2 separate regions of the Homo sapiens genome follow, and region 2 is linked to region 1. The links are chromatin contacts, found by Hi-C or POLR2A ChIA-PET in ENCODE. All regions are on one chromosome and are shown on one strand. Each heading gives the region's core, a stretch centred on a gene start or an enhancer-like site at or near the end of the contact. The rest is flanking DNA. Distances are from core to core; before and after follow the strand shown. Region 1 holds the start of ALG14-AS1 (ALG14 antisense RNA 1). Region 2 has its middle 22 kb from the start of TLCD4.

Region 1 (4,681 bases), core at 1,502-4,001:
AGATGCCCTCTCTCACCACTCCTATTCAACATAGTATTGGAAGTTCTGGCCAGGGCAATCAGGAAAGAGAAAGAAATGAAGTGTATTCAGATAGGGAGAGAGGAAGTCAAATTATCCTTGCTTGCAGATGACATGATCCTATATCTAGAAAATCCCATTGTCTCAGCCCAAAAACTTCTTAAGCTGATAAGCAACTTTAGCCAAGTCTCAGGAAACAAAATCAATGTGCAGAATCACTAGCATTCCTATACACCAACAACAGGCAAGCCGAAACCCAAATCATGAATGAACTCCCATTCACAATCACTGCAAAAAGAATAAAATACCTAGGAATATAGCTAACAAGGGAAGTGAAGGACCTCTTCAAGGAGAGCTACAAACCACTGCTCAGTGAAATCAGAGAGGACACAAACAAATGGAAATACATTCCATGCTCATGGATAGGAAGAATCAATATTGTGAAATGGCTATACTGCCCAAAGTAATTTATAGATTCAATGCTATTCCCATTAAACCACCATTTACATTCTTCACAGAATTATAAGAAACTATTTTAAAATTCATATGGAACCAAAAAGGAGCCCAAATAGCCAAGACAATCCTAAGCAAAAAGAACAAAGCTGGAGGCATCATGCTACCTGACTTCAAACTATACTACAAGGCTACAGTAACCAAAACAGCGTGATACTTGTACAAAAACAGATACAGACCAATGGAACAGAATAGAGAACTCAGAAATAAGACCACACATTTACAACCATCTGATCTACAAACCTGACAAAAACGAACAATGGGGAAAGAATTTTCTATTTTGCAAGGAGTTGAACTGGCTAGCCATATGCAGAAAATTGAAGCTGGATTCCTTCCTTACACTTTATACAGAAACTAACTCAAGGTGGATTAAAGACATAAATGTAAAACCCAAAATTATAAAAACCCTAGAAGAAAATCTAAGCAGTAGTATTCAGGACACCAGCATGGGCAAAGATTTTATGATGAAAATGCCAAAAGCAATTGCAACAAAAGTAAAAATTGAAAAATGTGATCTAATTAAACTAAAGAGCTTGTGCACAGCAAAAGAAACTCATCAGAGTGAACAGACAACCTACAGGATTGGAGAAAATTTTTGCAATATGTCCATCTGACAAAGGTCTAATATACAGAGTCTACAAGGAACTTAAACAAATTTACAAGAAAAAAACTGTTATTAAAAAGTGGGCAAAGGACATGAACAGACACTTCTCAAAAGAAGACATTCATGCAGCCAACAAACATATGAAAGAAAGCTCAACATCACTGATCATTAGAGAAACGCAAATCAAAACCACAATGAGATACCATCTCACACCACTCAGAATGGCGATTATTAAAAAGTCCAGAAACAACAGATGTTGGTGAGGTTGTGGAGAAAAAGGAATGCTTTTACAGTATTGGTGGGAATGTAAATTAGTTCAACCATTGTGGAAGATAGTGTGGCGATTCCTCAGAAATCTAGAGGCAGAAATACCACTTGACCTAGCAATCCCATTGCTGGGTATATACCCAAAGGAATGTAAATCATTCTGTTGTAAAGATACATGCACACATATGTTCACTGCAGCACTATTCACAATAGCAAAGACATGGAATCAACCCAAATGCCCATCAATGATAGAATGGATAAAGAAAATGTGGTACATATACACTATGAAATACTATGCAGCAATAAAAAGGAACAAGATCATGTCCTTTGCAGGGATATGGATGGAGCCAGAAGCCGTTATCCTCAGCAAACTAATGCAGGAACAGAAAACTAAATACTACACGTTTTCACTTATAAGTAGGAGCTGAACAATGAGAATACATGGGTACATATGGGGGAACAACACACATTGGGGCCTGTTGAAGGGAGGGGTTGGGGGAGGTAGAGCATCAGGAAGAATAGTTAGTGGATGCTGGACTTAATACCTAGGTAATGGATTAATTTGTGCAGCAAACCACCATGGCACACGTTTACCTGTGTAATAAACCTGCACATCCTGCACACATACCCTGGAACTTAAAAGTTGAAGGAAAAAAAATGGTTGCTTAATTTTTTGCATATTTTTTATTCTTTTAAATAGAGAAAGCAGTTTTTCGTTGAATTCCAATAGTGAAAATTATTTTATTTTTACTTACATACACGAAGCATCCTGTTCATGTGCTTATTGGCTCTTCATTAAAGCTCTCTATCAATGTGTTACGTTTATTGATAATTTGATTTATCTATGACTGCTGTTTCTTCTCCAAATCATACTTGTGTCTGCCTTTGAAATTATTAGTACTTCTTTACCCCTGGTTGCTCACTTCATTATAGCATTTTAGTCAGTGTTTAGAGATTTTTTTTTTTAAGTGAAACTACTTCTTAATTAAGGAAGGAAACTAGAGCTGTTCCTTATGTAGAGTGAGTGCCTTTATCCATCCCTCTCTCTGGGAACGGCCCAGCTGCAGGGCTGCTCTGGATAGTTCAGGGGTGGACAGCTGGCCTAACTCAGACCAATCGAAGTCTTTCTCTGAGCTTTCTGGGCTTGGAGACCTAGAGAATGGAATCAGTCTGTCTTCAGGCAAGCTCTGTAAATGATAAAGCTTGAAAGCTGCTGACAGTCATGTTTTCACTTAGAAGATAAAGGTAGTCTATAGATAGAAGAATGAAGATAATGTACAGGAAGAGAGGAGAAGCCAGTGTCTGGTGCTGCCTTCAGTGGCTCAAGAGGCCCTGCTATAGCTGTGTTGGTCCTGGATTGGTGGTTCTTTTCTTGGGAAATCAGGACCCACTCCTAGAACCCTACCCCACTCCCTTTGTTCCCACCTTTGTGACATACGCACACTCTCTCTCTCTCTCTCTCTCAAGGCTGTTTGTGTTAACTTTTGGTCATTTGTAAACCTTATCCCCAACTAACATACTACTAAAATGTATTCTCAAAAAATCCACGTCAAACAAGATTGGTATATAAATCTGCTTGCTATCATTCAGCTATAGCAAAATGTGTGGTACTTTTTTTCCTCTGTGGAAAATAAGCCAAAGTGATTTCGTTTTTGTTTTAGGAATCAATACTGTATTAGTTTCTTAGGGTTGCTGTAACAAAACTGGGTTTTTGCCACCCATAAACTGGGTGGCTTAAAATAACAGAAATGTATTTTCTCATAGCTCTGAAGGGTAGAAGTCTGAAATCAAGGTGTCATGGGGCCATACTCCCTCCGGAGGTTCTGAAGAAGAATCCCTCCTTGCTTCCTCCTGGCTTCTAGTGGTGGCCAGCAATGCTTGGCCTTCCTTAGCTTGCAGCTACGTCACTCTAATCTCGGCTTCCACCATCATATGACCTTTTCTGTATCTCTGTCTTCACATGCCTTTTTTATGAGGATACCGGTTGGATTTAGGGCCCACTCTAATTCAGAAGGACCTCATCTTAACTTGATCATATCTGCAGTGCTCTTATTTCTAAATAAGGTCACATTCATAGATTCCAGGTGGACATGAATTTTAGGGGGACAGTAGTTATATACTGTGCATCACAACACTTAGAACCAAGTAAGTTGGGTTTGCTTCACATTAATAGTCTTAACTATAAAAATATTTTGGATTTTTATTTTTATTTATTTGTTGTTTTTTTTTTAAACAGAGTCTCACTTTGTCACCCAGGCTGGAGTGCAGTCGTGTGATCTCAGCTCACTGTAGTCTCCACCTCCCAGGTTCAAGCGATTCTCCTGCCTCAGCCTCCTGAGTAGCTGGGAGTACAGGTGCCTACTATCATGTCTGGCTATTTTTTTTTTTTTTTAATAGAGACAGGGTTTCACCATGTTGGCCAGGATGGTCTCGATCTCCTGACCTCGTGATCTGCCCACCTCAGCCTTCCAAAGTGCTGGGATTACAGGCGTGAGCCACTGTGCCCAGCCAGATTTTGGATTTTTATAGTGCCATTATTTTGTATTTTCGAAGTGCAATGTAGGACTAAGCATCTCTGTTCAACTTCCTTTTACTAACAGTCGCCTACTGGGGCAATGCAGCCACTGTTAGAGAGAAAATTCTGCTCCATTCCTAAAAGAGCCTCTACTCATGAATCTGAAGCTGGGAAGAGCTCTGCAGAGATGCAAATGAGCTGTTGAGGGAGATAGCGTGAACATTTCTGCTGGCCACCACTGGGTACCACCACGTGTGTGTGTGTGTGTGTGTGTGTGTGTGTGTGTGTGTGTGTGTGTGTTTGTGTGTGTATGTATAGGAGGGTGGTGAAGGACAGAAAGACAAAGAGGCAGAGACAGACACCTTCCTGCCAAGCCTTACTAAGGTTGGGGGGGTTTCCCTACTGATCTTTTTCTACGCTTCAGCTCAGCCATCTTTTGTACCTTCCATGGAGCTCACCAGACTAGGAAAAGGTGGGGTCTTGCTGAAGAAATCAATAGTGATCAATACATTTGCTGGAAGAACCCATATTAGCCAAGTATAATTAACAATCTAGACCTGCACTGTCCAGTATAGTAGCCACTAGCCATATGTGGCTACGTGTATTTCAATTTAAATTAATTAAAACTAAGTAAAATTTAAAATTTGGTCCCTCGGTTGCACTAGCCTCATTTCTAATGCTTAGTAGCCACATGTGGCTAGTAGCTACCATTTTGGATCATATAGAATAGAACATTTTTATCATTGCAGAAAGTTCTATCAGAT
Region 2 (4,681 bases), core at 610-3,109, 35 kb before region 1:
AAAGAGAACCTCTTTGAGCCAGAATCTTCTCATCTCTAAAATGAATATAATAAAGGGCTATTATGAGGCCTAAATGAGAGTACACAGATCATTGTGCTATATAGATCTGATACTGTATATCGGATCTAGTCAGCATTCAATAAATGATGGTGGTAACTGTTTTTTGTTATTAATGTTGTTACGATACAAATATATTGAGAGCTAGTTTCCATCTATTTGAAGGAAGAATATATGAAATACACTTACTGATGCTCTTTTGCTTAGGTTGTTTAGAAATAAAACTAATGCTGCTTGATTTGTTCAGGAGCAGTAAATTGATCTATATCAAAACAGCAAAGCCCCAGGAGCACAAAGAGAACTAGATTTCAGGAATGGCATGAAGTTAAGAGTTCCGTTTATCAACTATTTCTTGTGTCCCTACGGTGTGTCTAATACTCTATTAAGTGGAACATATATAAAAGTTACGACACCATCTCCTTTCAAAAGGGGGCAAGAGTCTACAATACAGTTCCTTTGGTTGATTTCCTCTGTTCCTGATTCCTGGTGTCCTCTCTCATTTACAACCTCACACACACCTCTTAGGTATTTACACTACTCCTGTGGAAGTGATCTGGGTTTCCCTACTTCGTTACTCCCATCTTGGACTACCTCCTTTTCCTGGCTCCTCCAGCTGGATGAGTTGGATTACACATTTTTTGATACAAACCAGTATCTCACTGTGGTCCAAGAAACCCTGATACTAGAGTGAAGTTTAACCATTTCTCTCATAGCTGGCAGTAGAATTCTTCTCAGAGGAAAACATCTTGAGTCATTATATATAGATGGTGTGCCTAGAGAACTTGGGTTAATAAGAGACAGGAATAACAAGAAGGACTGTTCTATATCAGAAATTAATTTGGAATCAGTAGTGTCACTACAGTTTACAATAATCTATTGTATATTCTAAAATAGCTATAAGAGAATAATTTGAATTTTAGCATAAAGGCAAATATTTAAGGTGATGGATATCCTAATTACATTGATTTGATATTTACAAAGTATATAAAGGTATTAAATTATCACATGTACCCTGAAAATATGTACATCTATTATGTATCAAGAAAAAAAACATTTTTAAGGGGAAGAAAAAGAAATTAACTTGGAGATGTGGAAGGAGTTGGGGACAAGACAGAAGAGATGAGAAAGAGTGAAAAGAAAGGGATGGCAGAGTAACTTCATGGTATGCCTAAAATACTTTTTTAAAATGTGTAATATTCTAAGTTACTTGTATTTCTTTAACTCCCCTCATTTCTTCCAAATTTCCAGTAGGCTTTCCACTACCCCTAAATTCTCATACCTCTGCAAGACGCACACATGGTGTGAGGGGAGGTGCTGGTGAGGTAAATGAAGAAACCACAGGATGGGGCCGAGTTGCACTGCTATATCAAAAAGGAGCAGAAAGGAGATAGCACACCTAGAGTCCAGTGAAATAGTCCATAAACTGAACCCATTAGCGGGGGCCAGAGGTAGTGCTGAAATCACGTCTGGAAAATTGGCAGGATACTTCATGAAACACTATATAATGTAAGAGTTGTGTAATAGGGGCTTGAGTCAATATTATCTAGTTTAAAAACAAAACGGATGATCCCAACTGATATCTGGGTCATGATTTCCTCAGAGACATTGACTATTTTGGCACAATCTATAGGTTTGCCTTTCCAAAGTTCTTACTGTCCCTTCCGCAAAGCTATCCACCCTTGTCTTACCCCAGGTTACTGCAACAGTCTCCCTGGGATCAGCAAATAACTTCTTAAAGAATCATACAGTAAATAGGTCAGGCTTTGTGGGCCAGATGGTCATAGTTACTCATCTCTACACCTAAGGCCGGAAAACAGCAACAGCCAATACATAAATGGTTCAATACAAAGGTTATGTTCCAATAAACCTTTATTTACAAAAACAGGCAGTGGACCTTCTGTCCTGCTCTTTCTGTTCTCCAGTTGTTGTCAAGGTACTCTTTCAAAATGTCACTCCTCTACTTAAAATTTGAATGGCTAATTGGTAGAGAATAACCTCAGATTGCTTGAACTGTTACCTACAATCCAAAGCCTGCTGTTAGTGTACCTTCTGCTTTGCAGCTGTAGCTTGCAGAGAGATTGAGGAAACACAACTCCGATACTTTCTGATGCAATGACTAAAGTCTTGAATGGTTTCACATCTGCCTTCCTCTCTAAACTTAATTTGTTTATCTTCCCTTTGGCTCCTGATCGCTTACCTCATATCTTGTTTGCAGTCTTGTATACAGTGTACTTTATATGTTGTAATTTTTCTCTTAAAGCAATTTTGGTTTGCCTTTCTGACCAATACTCACTTTTCAAATATCATGTGGTGTGAATATTCCATGTGGCAAGCCTACATGACTTAATCATTTAGTCCTTACTTAATTCTCACAATAATACTATGAGGGATTTCTTTTTATTATTCTCATTTTACAGTATACATAATTAAGACCTAAAGAGGTGCCGGCGCGGTGGCTCACGCCTGTAATCCCAGCACTTTGGGAGGCTGAGGCGGGTGGATCACAAGGTCAGGAGACTGAAACCATCCTGGCTAACACGGTGAAACCCTGTCTCTACTAAAAATACAAAAGATTAGCTGGGCTTGGTGGCAGGCACCTGTAATCCCAGCTACTTGGGAGGCTGAGGCAGGAGAATCACTTGAACCCAGGAGGTGGAAGTTGCAGTGAGCCGAGATCACGCCACTGCACTCCAGCCTGGGAGACAGAGCAACTCTGTCTCAAAAATAAAAATAAAAATAAAAATAAAAACCCTAAAGAGGTTAAGTAATGTGCCGAGAAACAGAACAAGTGGCAGAGCTGACATATGAAGGTAGAAAGTCTGACTCCAGAGCACAAGTTTGTCACTTTACACTAATTTGTAGTTTCTCTAGGACCATGTCTGTTTTTGACCTCCTTGAAAACTGCTCCTGTGTGACCCCAGCAGTCTTCTGTAGTACTCCTGCAAGTTTCATTCTGAATCTTAGGTACAGTATGATTGGATCCAAGGCAATCATGACATTTATTAAGCATAGCCACCGTGCTAAGTGCTGTTCATTTGTTATGTCATTTAACCTTCACAGATCCTAGTAAGAAAGATAAGGTTATCTTCATTTTACAGATGAAGAAATACAGGCACAAATAATGTGTTCAAGGTCACATTAGAAGAGGAGCTAGAATTTAAACTCGTGTAGTCTGACTCCACAACTCATACTCATGGATGCACAAGTAAGTAGAAAGCCTGAAGAATTCCTCAGGTCTCATACTGTGGGTGAAGTTAAATTATTCAGGCTTTAATTATCCAGGATAGGCGATAAGGGAGTAAGTATGTTTTAGTTATTTATTGCTGCCTAACATATGATCACAAAACTTAGTGGCTTAAAACAACAATCATTTATGGGTTAACAATTCTGTGGGTCAGTATTTGGGCTGGATTTAGCTGGGAAGTTCTTCTGCTGGTTTCACCTGAGCTCATTCATGTGGTGACAGTCACCTGGAAGGTTGGTGGGTTCTTGATGGTCCAGATAAACTCTCTGGTGATCAAGACCAGTTCACAGATGTTTAACCTGTGCAGTGGCATACAGCACTCACTTAGAAGGGTTTATCACTCTGTTGTTGCCGTTTAAAAATTATCAATAATTATGGTACAAGAGATCTCACTGGGCCTTGCAAGTTGGTGCTGGATGTCAGCTGGGCATCTTTCTCCATGTAGACTCTTATCCTCAAAGAGGCTAGCCAGCCAGGCATGGTGTAATCCCAAAACCTTGGGAGGCCAAGGTAGGAGGATCACTTGAGCCCAGAAGTTAAAGACCGGCCTGGGAAACAGTGAGACTCCATCTCTACCAAAAAAAAAAAAAATGCAATTAGCCAGATGTGAGGGCATGCACTTTTAGTCCCAGCTACTTGGGAGGCTGAGGTGGGAGGATTGCTTGAGCCACAGAGGTTGAGGCTGCAGTGAGCCATGATGGCACCAATGCACTCCAACCTGGGTGACAGAGTGAGACCTTGTATCAGAAAAAAGGGAGGTGCTTAGCCCAAGTTTCTTCACATGATGACAGGAACTTTCCAAGAGACTGAGAGCAAGGCTTCTTAAGGTCCAGGCTCAAAATTCCCATATCATTATTTTTTATGCATTTTTTTGGTCAAAACAAGTCATAGGCCAACCCGGACACAATGAAGTAAAGGTCTGGAGTCCATCTCTTAATGAGAAAAACAGAAAAGTCACATTGCACAGGGTCATATATAAAGGGATGGGACAAGATTATGACTATTTATTGCAATCTACCACAGAAGAGATATGTGGTTAAGGTAAAAGGAAATAATTTCAGTTTGGGACATGTTATAGTTGAAGTCTCTCCTGTGGTAAATTCATGCAAAGGTATCCAGTATTTGGATAACATATATGTGTCTAGAACATAGAAGAGAATCCTGGTTGGACATACGAATTTCGGAATTGTCAATATGCAGGTAATAGGTTTCTGAATAAACAGATCAATACTCCCAAAAAGACTGCATTACATGAAGGTGAAGGCTAACAAAGAGATATAGTCAATCCCTTGGGACACCCAAACATCTGAGTGGACTCTTCTTCACATACAGCTCAATCTCCCTCTCTACCTGTGGTCCTATCTACTTTCTGCAGCCAGC

What was found. Hi-C counts contacts between places; a loop is a spot of excess contacts on that map. ChIA-PET counts read pairs that join two places held with the same protein, here RNA polymerase II (POLR2A). Pooled maps may share reads with other maps.
Region 2: a loop to region 1 is called in a pooled map, with 10 times the contacts of the local background. The contact joins the enhancer-like site here to the promoter of ALG14-AS1 in region 1. A Hi-C loop is called at or near these places in 2 of 168 maps with a recorded cell type or tissue (CD4-positive, alpha-beta T cell and PC-3), 2 of 37 single-sample maps with no recorded cell type and 6 of 50 pooled maps. POLR2A ChIA-PET finds 5 or more read pairs at or near these places in 7 of 52 experiments (A549, AG04449, H1 and 4 more).

Annotation. Positions count from the first base shown.
Region 1 is chr1:95,059,666-95,064,346 of GRCh38, reverse strand. ALG14-AS1 (ALG14 antisense RNA 1) reads right to left here and starts at 2,751. Exons shown (of 2, transcript NR_132786.1): 1 at 2,158-2,751. All of the region lies in intron 2 of ALG14 (ALG14 UDP-N-acetylglucosaminyltransferase subunit), which reads left to right.
Region 2 is chr1:95,093,514-95,098,194 of GRCh38, reverse strand. It overlaps a transcript of TLCD4 not described here. Among named protein-coding and RNA genes, the nearest start is that of TLCD4, 22 kb to the left of the region's middle. RefSeq lists an enhancer at 2,023-2,082. Within about 2 kb of position 1,859, at least 3 of the 41 ENCODE cell types and tissues checked have a DNase peak (open chromatin) inside an H3K27ac peak, as active enhancers do; they include PC-3, where a contact is called at or near this core.